Linked DNA regions of Homo sapiens: region 2 is linked to region 1. Evidence: chromatin loops called from intact Hi-C (ENCODE). Cell type or tissue: heart right ventricle. All regions are shown on one strand. Each heading gives the region's core, and the rest is flanking DNA. Links, peaks and the distances in the headings are about the cores only.

The links. A loop is a pair of places that touch in the nucleus more often than their neighbours do. Peaks named below come from ENCODE experiments on the same cell type or tissue, not always from the same donor. Only the 100,000 strongest peaks of a DNase experiment are listed, where the experiment ranks them.
Region 2: a loop joins it to region 1, with 2.0 times the contacts of the local background. A loop is called at or near these places in 5 of 110 quality-filtered maps.

What each region holds. Positions count from the first base shown.
Region 1 is chr12:67,657,081-67,667,658 of GRCh38, forward strand. DYRK2 (dual specificity tyrosine phosphorylation regulated kinase 2) reads left to right here. Exons shown (of 3, transcript NM_006482.3): 3 at 26-8,326. The coding sequence ends at 1,633. Among named protein-coding and RNA genes, the nearest start is that of DYRK2, 14 kb to the left of the region's middle. In heart right ventricle, for the core only: a CTCF peak has its summit at 6,294 (motif pointing left); no DNase peak of the experiment used is centred there; H3K27ac peaks cover 7,232 bases.
Region 2 is chr12:67,759,958-67,770,535 of GRCh38, forward strand. No RefSeq gene overlaps it. Among named protein-coding and RNA genes, the nearest start is that of LINC02421, 36 kb to the left of the region's middle. RefSeq lists an enhancer at 7,076-7,799. In heart right ventricle, for the core only: no CTCF peak of the experiment used is centred there; no DNase peak of the experiment used is centred there; H3K27ac peaks cover 257 bases.

The DNA.
Region 1 (10,578 bases), core at 1,405-9,404:
TTTATATTTCCTGTCTGAATTCCAGATTGGCGGCAGTAAGCACACAATGAATGATCACCTGCATGTCGGCAGCCACGCTCACGGACAGATCCAGGTTCAACAGTTGTTTGAGGATAACAGTAACAAGCGGACAGTGCTCACGACACAACCAAATGGGCTTACAACAGTGGGCAAAACGGGCTTGCCAGTGGTGCCAGAGCGGCAGCTGGACAGCATTCATAGACGGCAGGGGAGCTCCACCTCTCTAAAGTCCATGGAAGGCATGGGGAAGGTGAAAGCCACCCCCATGACACCTGAACAAGCAATGAAGCAATACATGCAAAAACTCACAGCCTTCGAACACCATGAGATTTTCAGCTACCCTGAAATATATTTCTTGGGTCTAAATGCTAAGAAGCGCCAGGGCATGACAGGTGGGCCCAACAATGGTGGCTATGATGATGACCAGGGATCATATGTGCAGGTGCCCCACGATCACGTGGCTTACAGGTATGAGGTCCTCAAGGTCATTGGGAAGGGGAGCTTTGGGCAGGTGGTCAAGGCCTACGATCACAAAGTCCACCAGCACGTGGCCCTAAAGATGGTGCGGAATGAGAAGCGCTTCCACCGGCAAGCAGCGGAGGAGATCCGAATCCTGGAACACCTGCGGAAGCAGGACAAGGATAACACAATGAATGTCATCCATATGCTGGAGAATTTCACCTTCCGCAACCACATCTGCATGACGTTTGAGCTGCTGAGCATGAACCTCTATGAGCTCATCAAGAAGAATAAATTCCAGGGCTTCAGTCTGCCTTTGGTTCGCAAGTTTGCCCACTCGATTCTGCAGTGCTTGGATGCTTTGCACAAAAACAGAATAATTCACTGTGACCTTAAGCCCGAGAACATTTTGTTAAAGCAGCAGGGTAGAAGCGGTATTAAAGTAATTGATTTTGGCTCCAGTTGTTACGAGCATCAGCGTGTCTACACGTACATCCAGTCGCGTTTTTACCGGGCTCCAGAAGTGATCCTTGGGGCCAGGTATGGCATGCCCATTGATATGTGGAGCCTGGGCTGCATTTTAGCAGAGCTCCTGACGGGTTACCCCCTCTTGCCTGGGGAAGATGAAGGGGACCAGCTGGCCTGTATGATTGAACTGTTGGGCATGCCCTCACAGAAACTGCTGGATGCATCCAAACGAGCCAAAAATTTTGTGAGCTCCAAGGGTTATCCCCGTTACTGCACTGTCACGACTCTCTCAGATGGCTCTGTGGTCCTAAACGGAGGCCGTTCCCGGAGGGGGAAACTGAGGGGCCCACCGGAGAGCAGAGAGTGGGGGAACGCGCTGAAGGGGTGTGATGATCCCCTTTTCCTTGACTTCTTAAAACAGTGTTTAGAGTGGGATCCTGCAGTGCGCATGACCCCAGGCCAGGCTTTGCGGCACCCCTGGCTGAGGAGGCGGTTGCCAAAGCCTCCCACCGGGGAGAAAACGTCAGTGAAAAGGATAACTGAGAGCACCGGTGCTATCACATCTATATCCAAGTTACCTCCACCTTCTAGCTCAGCTTCCAAACTGAGGACTAATTTGGCGCAGATGACAGATGCCAATGGGAATATTCAGCAGAGGACAGTGTTGCCAAAACTTGTTAGCTGAGCTCACGTCCCCTGATGCTGGTAACCTGAAAGATACGACATTGCTGAGCCTTACTGGGTTGAAAAGGAGTAGCTCAGACCTGTTTTTATTTGCTCAATAACTCTACTCATTTGTATCTTTTCAGCACTTAATTTTAATGTAAGAAAGTTGTTCATTTTGTTTTTATAAAATACATGAGGACAATGCTTTAAGTTTTTATACTTTCAGAAACTTTTTGTGTTCTAAAAGTACAATGAGCCTTACTGTATTTAGTGTGGCAGAATAATAACATCAGTGGCAGGCCACTGATTACTTCATGACTGCCACGCATTTACAGATTGGTGTCAAAGACATTCACTATGTTTTTATGGTTCATGTTATATCCTCCCCAGGGTGACAGCCCCTTAAGGCCCTCCTTTTCCCTCCATGCTCCAGGTCCATGCACAGGTGTAGCATGTCCTGCTTCCGTTTTTCATAAATTAATCTGGGTGTTGGGGGTAGTGGGAGGAGAACGGTCAGAATCAAAGTGACATTCTAAGAAAAACTGTACCTTAGAGATTTTCCTCTAGTGCTCAAACAAATACAAAATAAGATCCCCAAGGTTTAAACTGCCCAGTTAGCATTCTGACATTCTAAAAGCCGGCAAAGCAGCTTTTAGTGGATAAATGGGAATGGAAACGTGTGTGTTCCTCCAAATTTTCTAGTATGATCGGTGAGCTGTTTTGTAAAGAAGCCTCATATTACAGAGTTGCTTTTGCACCTAAATTTAGAATTGTATTCCATGAACTGTTCCTCCCTTTTCTCTGCTTTTCTCCTCTCTGTTCCTCTTTTAATACCACACGTCTGTTGCTTGCATTTAGTTTGTCTTCTTCCTTCAGCTGTGTATCCCAGACTGTTAATACAGAAAAGAGACATTTCAGCTGTGATTATGACCATTGTTTCATATTCCAATTAAAAAAAGAACAGCAGCCTAGCTACTTAAGGTGGGGATTTCCATAGTTCCAAAGAAGATTTAGCAGATTAGAGTGAGTTCACACTTTTCAGGTGCCACTGTAAGGTTCTCTCAGCCTGGGAAACTATCAACTCTTTCTTTAAAAAGAAAGAGGGTTGAAAATCCTCTGGACGAACAGAAGTCACTTTGGCTGTTCAGTAAGGCCAATGTTAACAACACGTTTAGAGGAGGAAAAGTTCAACCTCAAGTTAAATGGTTTGACTTATTCTTCGTATCATTAGAAGAACCCCAGAGATAGCATTCCTCTATTTTATTTTACTTTCTTTTGGATTGCACTGATTGTTTTTGTGGGAATGACACTTTATCTGGCAAAGTAACTGAGAGTTTGGTAAAAGAATATTTTCTTCTCTGAATAATAATTATTTTCACAGTGAAAATTTCAGTATTTTATCACTAATGTATGAGCAATGATCTATATCAATTTCAAGGCACGTGAAAAAAATTTTTTAGTATGTGCAATTTAATATAGAAAGATTTCTGCCTGTTTGGACAATAGGTTTTGGGTAGTACAGATTAGGATAAGTAAGCTTATATATGCACAGAGATTATTGTATTACCTGTAAATTGATTTACAAGTACTTAAAAGCGTGGTCCCCAGTGAGGCCAAGAAAGTTTCCGGTTAAGTTCTTTAATAATAATCCTACAGTTTATCTTAAGAAAAAAAAAAAGGTTTGAAAAAAACACTTTAATTTAGGCTTCGTTGGTTGATGGTGGAAAAAAATGCTCAGGAAATATTTCAGATATTTGCCAAAAAACCAGTAATAAGGTTACCTTATTAAAATAGTGATATTTGCTTTACTATTTAAGGTGTCACTGATAAATTAATTTGTACTTCTGTGTTTAGAAATTATAGCTTCTTTTCCCTTAGTCAAATTTTTTAGCATATTATACACATTTCTGTGTAATCTGTGGAAGTGCAATAATATGTTAGTAAGTTACATTTTAAATAATGCTCATGTGACAATACTCCCAATCAATGGCTTATAGAATTTAAAGATCTGTATATTAGATTTTGGCTTAAAGGCATGAGAAGTATAAGACTTGGTTTGGTGGCTTTGTAAGACCACCAGCCTCTTAATGATGGTTAGCTTCTTTAGGTCATTAAATCAATAAAAACATATAATGCTGTTTTGCTCTTCTAATGCTCCTCTTCCATTTCCAGTTATCTTCACATTTACATTTAAATATACAAACCTGAGCCTGCCATTATTAATTTCCCTATAAAATGACGATACATGTGAACATTTATAAATGGACTAATACTGCTTGTCTTTCCCCCACCGCACAAAACTGGTTCTTAAGATGCCAGCAATGAATTTGAGACTATCTTTATTTATAAATGGAAACCGGAAACTTTTATACCAAACTATAATAATGTGCAGCACTGTAGGGCTTTTTTTTTTTTCCCTCCAAATACAGTGAAATTTTTTTATTCACAAGAGCTGCCACATCTCAGCATTTAGTAATAGAGCTGCTTTAATAAAATTCTAGTTTGATTGTCATGTCAAAAAAAGAAAAATGTTGCATCTTTGTGATTTTAAAACATAAATTAATGAAGGCTCTGATAGGCTATTAGGAGTTGGCTTGGAAACAGTTTTTGGTCTCACAGGTTACCATTGTTTGGGGATGTCTGAGCTGTTTTCAGATCTAGGAATAGCACAGTGTTGTCTTGTCTTTGGCAGTCTCATTTGGCTCTGTTTCTTGCACCACCAGCGTGTTCATTACCACTTAAATATATTGCTACAGCAGTGGAACAACAGAGTGGTGCAAGACACTGTAGATTAACGGTAGAGGAGAAATTGTGCCCTTAGTGTTAACAATGTGCCTTTTGTTCTGAATGCCATGTTGTAGGGCATGCATTTTTTGGCCTCTTTAACTCTTCGAATTCTAGTCAGTAAGAATGGAACCCATCTCTGCAAAGATACATCTGTCTTAAATATCTAGTTACAGGCCTTAATAGAAACCATAAGGCATGACTCATCTTCAGGCACTGAAAAAAGATAACCATCAGGTAGTGTTACACAAGGACTTCCTATATTTAAGGGGTTAAAGATGGTCTTTGTTGTATCTTAACATCAGACTGATTTTTACATTTTTTTTTTGTTATGCTAACACTAGACAAAAATCAACTGTATTTGTAAAAATTTACCTCAAACCATTTAATTTTATAGTGTGATTAATCCCAGGGCATTTGGTATGAACCAAAGTGCATTCCTTTTATATGTGCCTGGCTCTAGTAAGGATGGCCAGGGATTTTTACAATTTGGGTGCAAGGCACTTAAGCCACTTTTAAACTTAATGGGTGGTTTGGGGTCGTGTTAAATGACTCCATCAGAATGTTAGAAAACACTTTAGGCATCAGTAGCATTGGGCCATATTGGAATCCTAAAGTGTGAATTATTTTAAGGAGAGCATTCATTTTTGTAATTTTTTTCATCAAAAATATTTCTGGTAAGCAGAAGACTTTTTAAAAAAACTGATCTGGTCTCGGTAAAGGTTTTAATATTGCCCAACATAATGCTGTAATAGCATTAAAAAAAGTATTTGTGAACTCTGTTTCTTAGGGGCTTGTACATCTCTCTGCTATGGACATACATAAAATTAATTGTAATTATACTCAGCTCAACTGCTACAGTTCTGTCTAGGCAGTGGCTTGGGTTTTTATCGAGCAACAACTTAGACACGTGACTGTAATATGCTGCAACTGTGTGTACTGAAAATATGTGAAAATGGTTGAATGTGGACTGTGTATATATGTATGTAAAAATTTCTGTGAGATGCTGCTGTCGCCACTTAACATTAAATATGTTCTAGTGGATTTTAATCCTAGTGGCCAGTTCTATGATACTGTATGTATTATACAGCTGATGACAGGAGTAAGACTGTTTAGTGAATATCTGTTAAATTTTATTGTTGTGGCCAGAGATAATTTCAGAATAAAATTTTAATGTCCTACCTTACTTCTCTCCCCTTTCTAACTATAATTTAACTCCTGATCTATTTCTGGTATTATCCTTTGTCAATTAGCCTGGAGAGGGTTTAGAATGCAAAATGGATAGCTCTATATCAGGGTCTTGAGAAGTTAAAATAATTCATTCTACTAGTTTGTTCATAGCAATACTTTATTAGTTCAATATAAGTATGCAGATTCCAAGTGGAAAAACAAAGGTTTTAGTAAGTAGTTCTTGCTTTTCCCAGGATATTCTATTCCTTCACCTGTCAGATTTTTATGTTAACTTTTTTATATATAGCCTCTGCTGTGTTCTTTATTATGCTAGAGCTTCATATCTTCTTTTATTTTAACCTTCACAATGATAGTTAAGCTGGGGGAGCAGAACCTGTCAATTATTCCCCACCAGTCTTCATTCTTTTCTCTGCACAAGTTCTGGTAAATTATTCTAATGTGCTCTAACCAGTTCCACCCAATGTTTTTTAATGCTTATGAGTTTGCAGTTTTTGTACTTGGTGGTCTCTGTGGTTCACATTTTTTTGTGTTGTAGTGTCTCCTGCCTCGGTTGGCTCAGAAAATAAGGCCTAGGAACTGCAATTAGCTCATGATTTGTCAAGTTCAGTTAGTACCAAGCTAAGAGTTTACTTACAGATGACAGCAAGCAGATGCTCTAGTAATTCGTCAGACATTGCAGGGATATTGTGTAGTCAGATATTACCCTCTTGTGGAAAGAACTACCTCACATCATTATTTATTTCCCTTCTGTTACCAACAGCCAAGGAATTACTTAGTGTGGCTCCCTGCATCAATACTGGGATATGCTTAAACAAGGGAATGCCATAAGAGTTCCCAATTGCCTCGTCATAGCCTGGGCCATAGATTTTTGTTACTGCTAATCTTGCTTCTTAAAGTTCACACCCAGTGCAAAAAACCCAATCAGCAAACTAACCCCAAAATCCAATATATTTAGAAATGTAAGTGTTAAGAGATGTGCATTATGTACAAAATTGAAAATTGGTGCTAAAGTGGCAATGTCAATTTAAAATTTCTTGTCCAGATCTGACTGACTGACTCAGGAGATTATAGTTCCTACTCATTCTCTTTCCTTTTATCAGATCTTTCAAAAGCGCTTTTTAAAATTGATCAATGTGCAATTCTGTTTGAGTCTCTACAGTCCTATCCCTTTTGGAATGAACAGCTACACAAATAAATATTCTTGGAACTTCGAAGTTGTCTTCAAACTAGCTCTAGAAAATGTCCCTAGTTGACATTAGTGTTGGTCTGTTAGAAGGGGAAATTGATTTGACTGCTTCATGTTTTGAAAAGAGCATTAAGAGGGATTTGAGGAAGGTATATGTGGCTTTCTTTTTTTTTCTTAAGTTTGAATTACACTTGATTTCCTTTGGGTTATTAGGCAGATAAACCCTTGTCATTAGTAATACTTAGCACTGTCCAAAATGAAAAATGACTGCCAGTGTGTTGCACATACATAAGAAAATTACATCTTACTGCGAAGTCTTTGGTTTGTTTCCTTATTTGGTTTGACTTTGACTTACTATTTTGCTATGGTCATATCCTTAATATCTGCGGTACATTTCATATATATATATGGGGTGGGAGCATAATTGCCATTCCCATGTGTCTCAAGGAAGCTTAATGAGGAAACTAATGAGTTAATATTAACTCTTCTGAAGAAAGCTGACATTTTAGGAGTATTAAGTCATCTGTCGTTAAGGAGCAGCAAGAATATATTATGATTGTATCACATGTTCCAGAAGAGCATTACCCCTTACATAGAAAGCTCCTTGGAGATTTCATGATGTTGGATGAACATCAGTTTATCCTTATACATCCCTATGAGCTATAATTATCCTCATTTGATACTTGAGGAAACTGAAGTGACTTGCTCCAAAGTTGACTACAAAAACATTGCAGTTTGAGGCTTAGGTTGTAATCAGGTAATTTTGGTCTTGGACAGTAAGGGAAAATCCATAATACATAAAACACAAAAGTTTAGAAAGGGGGGGAAGTTGAGCTAGCAATGGGCATTTCTATTATTTAAGTTACATATCAGTTTCCAGGAATATTTTTCAAATGGGACAAACTAAAAAGTTGAGGACTAGAGCATCGTAGTGTCTAAGTGCACCTAATAACTTAATGCATGTGCACACACCCTCAGTTAATTTGTAAGAGAGTGACTTCTCATTGTTATTTGTGGAGAGGCTAATTATAGTAGCTTCATTCTTTATTTTCTGTGTTCTTAAATTTTTTTTTACATTTGAAAGTATGAAAATACTATTTTTGACACTTTACTGATACTCAGGGATTAAAAGTTAAATTTTACTGACTGTAGCAGCAGGTAAATCTCTTAAATTTACTCAGGTTTCCTATCCTTTGCCTCCATATTTAAGAAAATATAGAATGCCTGCCAGGGAAATATATAAAAATAAAAATTTCAAATACAATTTTAAAATACCAATTTGTAAATAAACCAATTTTACAAACTAAAATATTGTGTCTTTCCTTGCTTTTTATCCCAATTTATCTCCCCTCCTAAGTTTGAGGAGTTTTATATATTAAGGCTATTTCTTCATTTGTAAAAATGAAGTATGCTATTTGCAAAGCAAAAGCCCATGAAAAGCCCCAAATCATTTAAGTAAAGCTTACTGAATTGTTTTCAATTGTTTTGGGAGAAATGTAACTAATTATAAGCAATTTATGTGGACCAGCAGCAAATAAATGTATGAGTACATTTGGGCGAATTTGTCATCTTTTTATCTGAAGAGGAATACCCTACTTAATTTCCCTTGTCTGTAAAATTGAGTTTATCAGAATTTTGGCTAGGGTAGCTTTAAATATATATATAGAAAATGCAGATGGCATTTATTTGTCAAATATTTATTAAATAAGCCTCCTACAGCCCAGAATCTTGTAGGCACTAGGGATATATAATGCTGAACAAAACACACAGTGCCTTTTTCAGGGAGTTTTTAGACTGGTTGGGAAGGCAGACATTACATGGGTAATTATATGAACAAATACATATTTTATACAACAAATACTTTGCATAGTTGCAAAGTAGTAAGTGCTGTGAAGAAAAAGCATGTTGTGCTGAGTGTGTGTGCAATGTTGTATGGATCAAAGATGGCTTCCCCAGGAAACAAATAGCTTTTGAGCTGAGGAACAAAGAGCATGAATAGAGACCCTGTAGCTAGCTAGAGGAAATAAGGTGAACAACTGAAGGCAGGGCCACTTGGCCAGAGCCCAGAGAATGAGAGAATTTGGTGTGAAACGAAAGTGATGAGGTGAACCAGAACATGCCAAGCCCTGTAGGTGCTATTAAGGATTTTGGTCCTTACCCTATAAGTAAGGAAGCCACCAAGAGATTTTTGAGGAGGAAATGCCATGAGCAGATTGGCTCTTCCTGGCTGTCTTTATAGGAAAGTACTGAGAAGGGTAAGAGTAGATGAAGGAAGCCCAACTGGAAGTGTTTGCAAGATATGGCAGACTGGCCCACAGGATGGGGATGGACATTTAAAGAAAATGGATTTGAGGGCTCATAAGGATACAGAAAAACAGATGCTCTCTGATTTACAATAGGTCAACTTAAAATGTTTTGAGTTTGTGATGGGTTTATCTGGTATTGAATGCACTTTCAGTTTACAACATTTTCAACTTCGGATGGGTTTATCAGGAAGTAGCCCTTTCATAAGTCCAGGCCCATCTGCATTAAGGTAGAAATAACAGTGATGTCTCTTTGTGTCTGAAAAGTTGTTGTTGCTATTTGTGTCTGGTTTGCTACATTGCATCAAAAGGAATCACAGTATCTTACTTGTTTAAGAAAAGAAAGGGTTGCAAATTAATGCCTTTGGTTACAAAGTATGAAGCACTGGTATACTATCTTTTGCTGAAGATTTGAAGCCTTTGAGTAGAATCTTGTTTATTCATTCATTCAAATTCTTTTCAGGAAATTTTAAATTTTAAAAAGATTATAAAAATGGGGTGGGGGGATTTTACATATTAAGTTTTTATATTAAGACTAAAATGAATGAAGGGAAGAAGGGAGGGAGGGGGAGAGGGAGGCAACTAGATTCGTGAGAAAGAAAAACAGACTAGGAGGTCAGCAAAGGCTGCTGTGGCCTAGTGGCTGAATGTGGTGTTCTGAAGGAGGAAGGAGCTCAAGAGCAAGCAAGGCAAACTCCCTCTCCCCCTCCCTGCCTTTCTTCTTCCCTTCCTTTCATAGAAATTAAACTTTTACTCTCTAAGATGGTATATTTGGATTTGGCATATTTGAGTTTACCAAAACAAAAAAAAAATTATAAAAAGTGAAAGAGGAGGAGAAGGAGGAGATCAATCCCTGCCTTTGAGGACATTATGTTTAATTAGGAAGACAAGATTGGACAGAAAATATTAAGTTTAGAACATTGAAAGATGAAATTCAGAATAAGTGCAGGTCATTTGTGTTGCTCTTGGATAATAATAGCTTTCAGAAGGTGGGTCTCCAGCCAGGACTTGATGGAATTCAGATTGAGAGAGAGAAAAAGGATATTCTAGGAGAAGCAAATTGCTTTAACTGAGGGATGTCATGAATCATTCATTCGTATGTCATCCAGTATTTACTGAGCACCTACGTGTATAATTTTTGGCATAATGCAAAGGATGGGCAAAGAGACTGGGTTTGTGGCAGTGTGAAGAAGGGAGAATAATTTCTTCGGAAGGTAGGCCTTGTCCTGTGGTTTTTCTCAAATGTGCCATGTTGTTGTAGCCACAACACATGTGCTGTCTCTGTCTAGAGTGCATTTGCCAATCTCTGCCTCATCCTGTGAGATTCAGCCCAGACCAGATGTCACTGCCCCTACAAAGTCCTCTTTAAGCTGAGGTTGAGCAAGATCACCCTTACCAAAAGGTAACACTGGCAATCTCTCTGCTAACTGCAAGGTGAGTAGAACTGAGTTGAGAAGGCAGCAGAATCCTCTCCCCTGTTTCCCTCCATCCTTCCCATTG
Region 2 (10,578 bases), core at 1,296-9,295, 100 kb after region 1:
CCTTAGTCACTTATTTTCACCTACTGGTTTCTTACTTTTCACCTATTTTACATATGCCTACCTTTCTGTAATTGGCAGTGGGCTAAGTCTTCATTTACATAGGTTGAGTCATCACTTCAGCCTCTGATTGGTCCCAGGCCAAGGTCCCAAGCCAAACCTTCGCCTTTGCCTCCAATTGGTTCTTTACACTATGATACCTCTTTCTAAGTGGTGCTTTCTCCAAAACAGCCTGCAGACCAGTCAGCACATTCCTCCCCTTCCCAGTCCATTCATACCCTGGACTCAGCCTCATAGTTGGCAACCCTGTTTTGGGCCCTCTCTCCTTGGTTGGGAGCTTTCTTCTTTTGCTTATTAAACATTCATTCCAACCTCACCCTTTGTGTCCACGCTCCTTAATTTTCTTGGTCACGAGGCAAAGAACCCTGGGATACCTGAAACAACAAGAGACTGCTACATTGTGGTGCATTCGCAAGACTGTAACATTAACACTACTCAGAAAACTTGCTACAACTAACTTCTGCTGTTTTGTTTTATCTTTCTGGGTTCCTAGTAATGTAGATTTTATAATGGATATCTGGAGCTCTGGCCCAGACTTCTGTTATGCCTATAGAAAGATCATGGACCCCTGCTGAAAACAATGAGAAAACGACAAACTCCGAATCTGACCTCTGTACTAATGTCATGTTATTTTCCACATGAAGGCATTGCATTTAAATAAGGTACCAATGGTATACTGTAGCCATTTGCCTTAGATTACAATTGTAGTCTTTTTGTGTGTGTGACAAGTTATCTAGGACTATATGAGTCAGTGTTCTGGCAGAAAAAAACAGTTCAACTCCAGAGGTTTGAGTGAAGCAAATGTAAGAGGGGCTATTGTGAAAGGTGTGAGTAGGGTGAAGGGAGATGGTGAGGCAACCAGAGATTAGCAAGAGCAGAAAACCATTATCACCTGCAGAGCTGAAAGGTAGGGGAATGGTGTTCCCAGAGCCCACTGAGAACTAGAGGCCTGGAGAGAGTGGCCTGAGAAGATGCTGCCTTGTCAGAGCTTAGCAGTGAAAGTAGAGGGCAGAGCAGAGGAAAATACCCATATCTGTCTTTCCTCCCACTCTCTAGTCGCAATTCCAATAGAAAGCCAATGGTCCAGTAGCCTAGACAGTGTGTAGGAGTTAGCCGCCTCTGCGGTACAGAACAGGACAGAAAAAGGCAGAGAAGGGCATCTGAGGAGAGCAAACGCAAATCCAGACCCCAGCAACCACAGGGAACACTCACTTGCTCATTATACACTTTGTCTCTGTGCATATCCATGAGCGCTTCTTCAACCACTGATCCGTCTTTTCTTCTTTCTGTTGTAATAGCCAAATATCGAGCAACGTCACACTTGGTAAATGGTCTCCCTGATCAAAGTGCTAAGGTGACCTAATTAAATCAATGGCTTTTAATTTCATCTGTTTCAGCAATTGGCCTGTGAAGGCCTGATCTGACCATGTGTCCTGCTTATGGTCTCTTCCCTCCCCAAGGGCCTCTTTTGTACTTTAAGATAAAAGATAATTTCAAAGGAGTTTAATTATTTTCTTTCTAAGTAAACTCAAAAGAACTTCCTCTTCTATTCCATTTTTAGGCCCCGTCTATAATTTTCTTATTCCCGCTAATAGTTTCTTTCATAAAGAAATATAGGTCTTGAAAGTCGTTGTAAGGTCATTTTCCTGTAGTAGAGATGGTAAAGATGAAAGCACAGCTGTCTGGGGCCCCTCACAGTCTTATTCTTACTGAGGCTTTCCCAATGACTGCATTTTCTGGCTCTGGCTACAATTATTTCATGAGTTACATTACAAACCATTGCAGTTCCTTTCTTAGCTGAAATAGTTTCCTTGGCCTTTGCTGAGAGTTTCTTTTCTTCCCCCATGAAGAAAGAACAGCTCTTGAGAACTTTGCCAAATGCACACATTCACACAAACCCACCCATTAAATCTGTGTTTAAAACACAAAATTGTTCTGCTGATGTTTGTTGTGAAAAATGGTCATTGTCTACATCTTCACCCACTTTTGAAGAAACTGATCTCTCTGCTGTTTCCTAGAAGAATTCTTTCCTTTGTTGTGCTCTATGTGTGAACAGAGAGAAACAACCTTTAAAGTGATATTGATCCCCTGGCTTTACCAACTCAAAGCCCTACAAAGGGCATGTCAGCTCGTCTTGGAGCTGAATAGCATTACTAATTAAACTCAAGATTTATGCTTCTGTTCATCAGAGAGTACTTCATAAGCACCTCCACCTAACCCGCTCTGTAGCCTGAGACTAAGGAGGGCATGCATGAAAGAAACCTCATGAATATTAAGTGATGCTTTATTGAGACCCTTGAGGCCTTGCCAATGGCATGGGAAGCATGTCATTCTTCATTTGTAGCTCTTGAACATTTAGGTGGTCAATCCTGCAGAGAAAAATATCTACCCACAAAAATATATCTCAGCCCATTCCAAATTAAATATTGTCAGCCCCCTCTCTCTTCACCCCCAAGTCACCAGAAGTTAAGTTAGACTCAGGAAGGTAAGAATTCAGTATAGATGTTTTCACTAAGTGCTAATGAGCTGTGGTATCAGAAGCTGTAAAAAAGCCATCAAGATATTAGCCAAAATCGGAGGGAAGAAAGTTCACCCAAAGCACAGCTGCTGAAATCATTATATTCTTCAGGTACCATTTTACAAACAGTCTATTCCCAGGCCTGATGTCTGAAATAGGGAGTTTGCTTGTCTTTACCAGTTTAGTTTCCTAGGCCTGGAATATGATACCAAGATCAGGGTAACAGGTCTTCCGTATTAGGGCTCTCCAACCCCCCGGGCTACAGACTAATACTGGCCCCTGGCCTGCTAGGAACCGGGTCACCCAACAGGAGGTGAGCAGCAGGCAAGTGAGCATTACCACCTGAGCTCCACCTCTTGTCAGATCAGCAGGGGCATCAGATTCTCAGGAGCACAAACCCTATTGTGAACTGGACATGTGAGGGATCTAGGTCGCGTGCTCCTTATGAGAATCTAATGGCCGGTATGATCTGAGATGGAACAGTTCCATCCTGAAACCATCCCTCCCTCTACCCCCATTTCACCGTCACTTTCCCTCACCCTCCTCAACTATCACACCCTCCCGCACCGCCGCCACCCCCCACCCTGTCTATGGAAAAATTGTCTTCCATGACACCAGTCCCTGGTGCCAAAAAGTTTGGTGACTGCTGTCCTGTATAACCTGGTGGGTCAGTTCATGTACCTAGGTTGGCTGTAGGAGCTATTTACTTTCCTGGATATAATCAGAGAGAAAGACACTTACTAGCTGCTGACCCAGAGGGAGAAGAAAGGAGCATTTCTACCTGGGATTCTGTGATACAGGTTAACTTCTGAAACGACTCAGTTCCTGATGATGCAGAATTTTCAAACTTTAAGAGGCTAAACTTGGAAGAGCCTCTTGAGTGGCTAAGATGATATGCAGGTGCGCCACAGTTTTCTGGGTGTCTACATGGTCATCGCATTGGTGATAAAGCTATGGTTATTAATAATTAGAGCACAATTTAGAAATTGTTGACATTAAACCTGGAATTCAGATCACATTCCTTCTCTGCTAAAATCTCTTCCATGCCTTCCCACTGAAATTAGAATTAAAATGTCAACTTTTTTGTGGCCTTGTCTGGTCTCTCCCTACTGACCAACCTTATCTCTCTCCTCCTTCCCCTTGTTTTGCCAAAGACTCAAGCCCTGCACTGATATTGCTTCTGGTCCTAATCCTAAACTGGCTCTTATGTCAGGACCTTTGTACTTCCAGGCCTGTCTTAACTCAAAATGTACTATTCTCAGAGAGGTCTTTCTCTTCAGACTGTACTTTCTAAAATAATGCCCCTGTGGCAGGTATTCTCTTACTCATCATATCACCCTATTTATTCCCTTCATAGTAATGATGAAAATCAGTATTTATTTTTACTTTTTATTTATCTGTTTCCTCCACTAAGAGCTCCAATGAGTAGGAACTCTTTAGTCATTACATTATCTCTATCAGCTAACAATAAAGAACGACATGGAGCAGAACTCAAAATATAATTGTTGAATGAAGTAAAGAAACCTTATTTGTTAATATTAATTTTTAATATAAACCATTTACAAATATGAACATGCTAGGTTCATGGTCCACATTTTTTAAAGGATCTGGTACTCCTGACATGCAAAGCTCCAAAGCAGTACCAACCTTCGCTATAGATATGTTCCCCAACCCTGTATGGGGTAGGGAAGGCTGGCTAAAGTTCGGTTGTAGCTTTGAGGTTATGATTTAGTGACATTAACTGTAACCACCGAAAGAACTTGAGGGAAGTATCTCTTAACCTCTTTTTAAATTTTTCATTTGAGCTACAAATATGGGTATTGAAAGAAGTTTTGACAAAGCTTTTTTTTTATCTATGCTTTATTGAAAATAAATAGTCTTTTTAAAAATGTTTTATTTTTTAAGAGACAGAGTCTCACACAGTCACCCAGGCTGGAGTGTGATGGTACAAAATCATAGATCACTGCAAACTTGAACTCCTGGACTCAAGGGATCCTCCTGCCTAGGTCTCCCAAAGTGCTAGGATTACAGGAGTAAGCCACCACGTCCAGCCTGAAGTAATGCTGTTAACTGCCTCTTGGTGTTTGTTTTCTGCCAATTGCATGCCATTTTTTCCTTTTGTAATAGTGTCTATTAGATAGTACAAGACGAGATCTATTAATTTCTATGCTTTTCTTCCTTCCTCATATTTCCTGATACTCTTTGTAGTTGCTAGAGGCTTCCACATTGATACAAGAAGAATTGGGATTGCTGTATCTAAAACTATAAGGGAAATAAATGGCTAATTACAGGTTTGTTTCTTTATTTACTTGTAGGGTCCATTCGGATTAAAAGTAAAGGCTTTGAGAGGAACTAAGTGTCCCACTTGTGAATTTATGCAACAACAAAGGTGAAGAAGAAAACCGTGTGTGTTATGGGGGAGGGGGGAAGTAGGGTAGAAGATCTTGCCCACCCTACCTCTTGGAAAACAGAAAGACTTAGGTGGGAGGTGCCCTTGAAGGGCCAGATCTGGGTTACTAGGAGGGGAGAAAAGAATGCAGAGGTGACAGAGCATGGCCAGTGGCCAAGAGCCACATGGAAGCCAAGCCAAAGCTGCAGGTGGCCGTCTTTCTTTCTTTTTTCATTACCCAAGCAAAGAGACTTTGAGGCAGTTCTCACCTGTGCCAGGACGGAGGCTTTCTTCCACAGCTGCCTGGGGTTCAGCCCTCAGCAGAAGAACACCTGTCTGCAACCTGAGACTCCGCAGAGCTCCCATCTACCTGTCCCGCTCAAAAACCACCCTGGTTTTTGAGTGGGACAAAAGGTGGGGTCCTTGGCCACCCAAGAGAGGCAGTAGTAAGTGGAACAGACACAAACCTGGGCGGGGCTGGATAGCAGAGAAATTCACTGCATGTGCCCAACCATTTTTCATTAGGAATAGGATGATATCCAGCAGTTTAGGTCATGCTTTTTGTTACAAATAAGCCCTACCACTGCCACTTCTAATTTAGAATTACCTCTAATGTGCTTCTTGGGATTCTGGCCTTGATAAAAATGTAGAAAACCATTTTTCTAACACAGGACTTCAGAAGGCAAATAATCACAGCCTTGTTGGCCTGCAGTGAGGAGTGGGACCAGACCCACCTTCAAGAGCACCCACATTTGAACCCTTGAGGGAATAAATACTTGATGCTCTTTACAAAAATCCTTACCCTTTCCATCTTCCATTCATATAACCCCTCTACCAAATTATGGACACCCGTGAAACGCTGAGAAGCAGCAGCAAAAATCTGTGCACTGAGCAACAGTATCTTGAAACTTAACTTCATTTTATTATACATCACTCTGTCTCAGAAAGGAACTCACCAGTTCTAACAGTCCTCTTATTGGGAAGCCGGCACAGAGATTTCTCTTTTCTCCAGAGGAAGGAAGAGGATTTTAGTATTTCACTCTAACACTTGAGTGAGTTATTAGGGAAATTCATTGCCTAACTGCTGGCTGCTGCTTCCTTATTATTTCTTCCAGAACCTTTAGCCTCTGATCAGCACTCTGAAATATAGACTGGTCCTGAAACTGCCTTTGCAAAAATTATAACTGAGACAATAATTACAGTGACAAAGATCTGACCTAACCGACTCCATCTTGCTTCTAACCTCTGAGCTGTCCTTGTTCATACCTGGGTGTAGGCTGAACTAACTTTGGGAGTAGCTTAGTTTATAGTTTAGCGTGGAAACAAAGACAATCACAACCCTTTCTCAAAACAAACCCCCTTCCTGCCTGGGGACTAGACTGCCTTTTTAGGACTAACAAATTAGCTACAAGATTAGAAATTATGATTTAGGAGTCATGTAGCTGGAGGCTGCAAGATTCTCAACCTCCCAAATTGCTCCTAGGGATAGCATCACTATTGTAAAACCTAAGAACAGTGCTTGAGATATTTTGCAGAACCTGCACTCGATGGATCAGCTGGCACCACCTAGATCTATAAACTAGCTCATCTGGTCTTGTGGACTCCAACCAGGAACTGACTCAGAGCAAGAGGACAGCTTCGACTTCCTATGATTTCATCTCTGACCTGATGAATCAGCAATCCCCACTTTCTGACCCCCTACCTACTAAATTATCCTGATTTGAGGAATGATAAAACTCCTGTCTCCCATACAGCTGGCTCTGCATGAATTAAAGTCTTTCTCTGTTGCAATTCCCCTATCTTGATAAATCAGCTCCATCTAGGCAGCAGGCAAGGTTACCCCGTTGGGAGTTTACAGTCCCTGTCCTTGGGGTGGTGGGGTTGTCATGCGCGTCCGTGTGAAGAGACCACCAAACAGGCTTTGTGTGAGCAACATGGCTGTTTATTTCACCTGGGTGCAGGCGGGCTGAGTCTGAAAAAAGAGTCAGAGAAGGGAGATAAGGGTGGGGCTGTTTTATAGGATTTGGGTAGGTAAAGGAAAATTACAGTCAAAGGGGGTTTGTTCTCTGGCGGGCAGGAGTGGGGGTCGCAAGGTGCCCAGTGGGGGTGCTTTTTGAGCCAGGATGAGCCAGGAAAAGGACTTTCACAAGGTAATGTCATCAGTTAAGGCAAGGACCGGCCATTTACACTTCTTTTTTGGTGGAATGTCATCAGTTAAGGCGGGGCAGGGCATATTCACTTCTTTTGTGATTCTTCAGTTACTTCAGGCCATCTGGGCATATATGTGCAAGTCACAGGGGATGCGATGGCTTGGCTTGGGCTCAGAGGCCTGACATTCCTGCCTTCTTATATTAATAAGAAAAATAAAACAAAATAATGGTAAAGTGTTGGGAAAATTTTGGGGGATGGTATGGAGAGAGAATGGGCGATGTTTCTCAGGGCTGCTTCAAGCGGGATTAGGGGCGGTGTGGGAACCTAGAGTGGGAGAGATTAAGCTGGAGGCAGGTCTTGTGGTAAGGGGTGATATTGTGGGGATGTTAGAAGAAACATTTGTCGTATAGAATGATTGGTGATGGCCTGGATACGGTTTTGTATGAATTGTAAAAACTAAATGGAATAACAGAAGGAGAAAAACAGGTATAAAAGGTCTAAGAATTGGGACGACTCAGGATGTCTGATTAGAGAGTGCTTAAGGAGATTCGGCATAGTCCTGCCAGCAAAGATTATTTATTTACTTCAAGAGTTAAGAGTGGCAGTTTGGGGATAGCACCAGGAGATATCAGCTGTGATGGCTTGGAAAAACAGTGTAAACCGGCAGTGTAAACAAGAGCAGGGCATGTATGAGTAGTTGAGAACGGTGAATAGGAGTATGACTAGACAGAAAATAGTAGGGATGACAAGTTTTTTTTGGTGGGGGGCACAGTCTAAGTTGGTCGTCTGGTGTCTGGAATGAGACTGGGGCCTAATAAAAAGGAGCGTCTATACAGGAGCTTAAATGGGCTGTATTCTGAGAAGGGAAACTGGTAAAACTATTGTCCAGTCCTTTTTAAATTGGTGGCTGAGCTTGGTGAGGTGTGTTTTTAAAAGACCTTTAGTCCATTCTACTTTTCTTGAAGACGGAGGACCATAAGGGATATAAAGGTTTCACTGAATACTAAGAGCCTGAAAAACTGCTTGGCTGATTTGACTAATAAAGGCTCGTCTGTTATCAGACTATATTGAGGTGGGAAGGCTAAATTGAGGAATTATGTCTGACAGAAGGGAAGAAATGACTGCGGTGGCCTTCTCAGACCCTGTAGGAAAGGCCTTTACTTATTCAGTGAAAGTGTCTATTTAGATTAAGAGGTATTTTAGTTTCCTGACTCGGGCATGTTGTTGAGAGGTTCTAAGAGGTGGGCTAGTGGCTTGTACTATAGCATAACCTGCCTTTGCTGGTGTGTGGCGATTAGGCCTGGTGGAACCGCCATCAATAAATCAAGTGTGATCTGGGTGAGGAACAGGAAAGAAGGAAATTTGGGGAAATGGGGTGAATGTCAGGTGGATCAGAGACATACAGTCATGGGGGTCAGGTGTGGTATCAGGAATAATATGGGAGGCTGGATTGATTGAAGTCCGGGCCAGGAACAATGGTAATTGTGGGAGACTCAACAAAGAGTGAGTATAGCTGAAGGAGCCAGGAAGCAGAAAGTATATGCGTCAGGTGTGAGGAAGAAAACAGATTTTGGAAGTTATGAGAACTGTAAAGAGTGAGTTGAGCATAGTTTGTGATTTTGAGGGCCTCTAAAAGTATTAAAGCAGCAGCAGCCACTGCACGCAAACATGAGAGCTAGGCTAAAACAGTAAGGTCAAGTTGTTTGGACAGAAAGGCTACAGGGTGTGGTCCTGGCTCTTGTGTAAGAATTCTGACCGCGCTAACCATGCCTAGGAAGGAAAGGAGTTGTTGTTTTGTAGAAGGTGCTGGGGTTTGAGAGATCAGTCGGACACGATTGGCAGGGAGAGCACGTGTGTTTTTATGAGAATTATGCCGAGATAGGTAACAGATGAGGAAGAAATTTGGGCTTGATTGAAGTAATGGGGGCTGCCTGTGAAGCTTTGTGGCAGTACAGCCTAGGTAATTTGCTGAGCTTGATGGGTGTCAGGGTCAGTCCAAGTGAAAGCGAAGAGAGGCTGGGATTAAGGGTGCAAAGGAATAGTAAAGAAAGCATGTTTCAGATCTAGAACAGAATAATGGGTTGTAGAGGCAGGTATTGAGGATAGGAGAGTATATGGGTTTGGCACCACGGGGTGGATAGGCAAAACAATTTGGTTGATAAGGCAGAGATCCTGAACTAACTTGTAAGGCTTGTCTGGTTTTAGGACAGGTAAAATGGGGGAATTGTAAGGAGAGTTTATAGGCTTTAAAAGGCCATGCTGTAGCAGGCGAGTGATAACAGACTTTAATCTTTTTAAAGCGTGCTGCGGGATGGGATATTGGCGTTGAGTGGGGTAAGGGTGATTAGGTTTTAATGAGATGGTAAGGGGTGCATGATCGGTCACCAAGGAGGGAGTAGAGGTATCTTATACTTGTGGGTTAAGGTCGGGGGATACAAGAGGAGGACACAAAGGAGGCTTTGGATTGGGAAGAAGGGCGGCAATGAGATATAGCTGTGGTCCAGGAATAGTCAGGAAAGCAGATAATTTAGTTAAAGTGTCTCAGCCTAATAAGGGAACTGGGCAGGTGGGGATAACTAAAAAGGAGTGCTTAAAAGAGTATTGTCTAAGTTGGCACCAGAGTTGGGGAGCTTTAAGAGGTTTAGAAGCCTGGCCGTCAATACCCACAACAGTTATGGAGGCAAGGGAAACAGGCCCTTGAAAAGAAGGTAATGTGGAGTGGGTAGCCTCCGTATTGATTAAGAAGGGGACGGGCTTACCTTCCACTGTGAGAGTTACCCGAAGCTCGGCGTCCGTGATGGTCCAGGGGGCTTCCGAGGCGATCGGGCAGTGTCAGTCTTCAGCCGCTAAGCCGAGAAGATCTGGGAAGGAGTCAGTCAGAGAGCCTTGGGCCAGAGTTCCAGGGGCTCTGGGAGTGGCTGCCAGGTGAGTTGAACAGTCTGATTTTCATGGGGTCCTACACAGATGGGACACGGCTTAGGAGGAATGCCAGGCTGCGGGCATTCCTTGGCCCAGTGGCCAGATTTCTGGCACGTGTAGCAAGCTCCTGTGGGAGGAGGTTCTGGAGGAACGCCTGGCCGCTGCGGTTCGGGCATTTGGAAGTTCTTGTGTGCTGGAGATGTGGCTGGGGTTTGTCTCACAGTGGAGGCAAGGAATTGCAACTTTTTTCTGTTATTGTACACCTTGAAGGCGAGGTTAATTAAGTCCTGTTGTGGGGTTTGAGGGCCAGATTCCAATTTTTGGAGTTTTATTTAATGTCGGGAGCAGATTGGGTAATAAAATGTATATTGAGAATAAGATGGCGTTTTGACCTTTTAGGGTCTAGGGCTGTAAAGCGTCTCAGGGTTGCTGCCAAACGAGCCATGAACTGGGCCGGGTTTTTATATTTGATGAAAAAGAGCCTAAACGCTTCTGATTTGGGATAAAGAAAAAGGAGCATTAACCTTGACTATGCCTTTGGCTC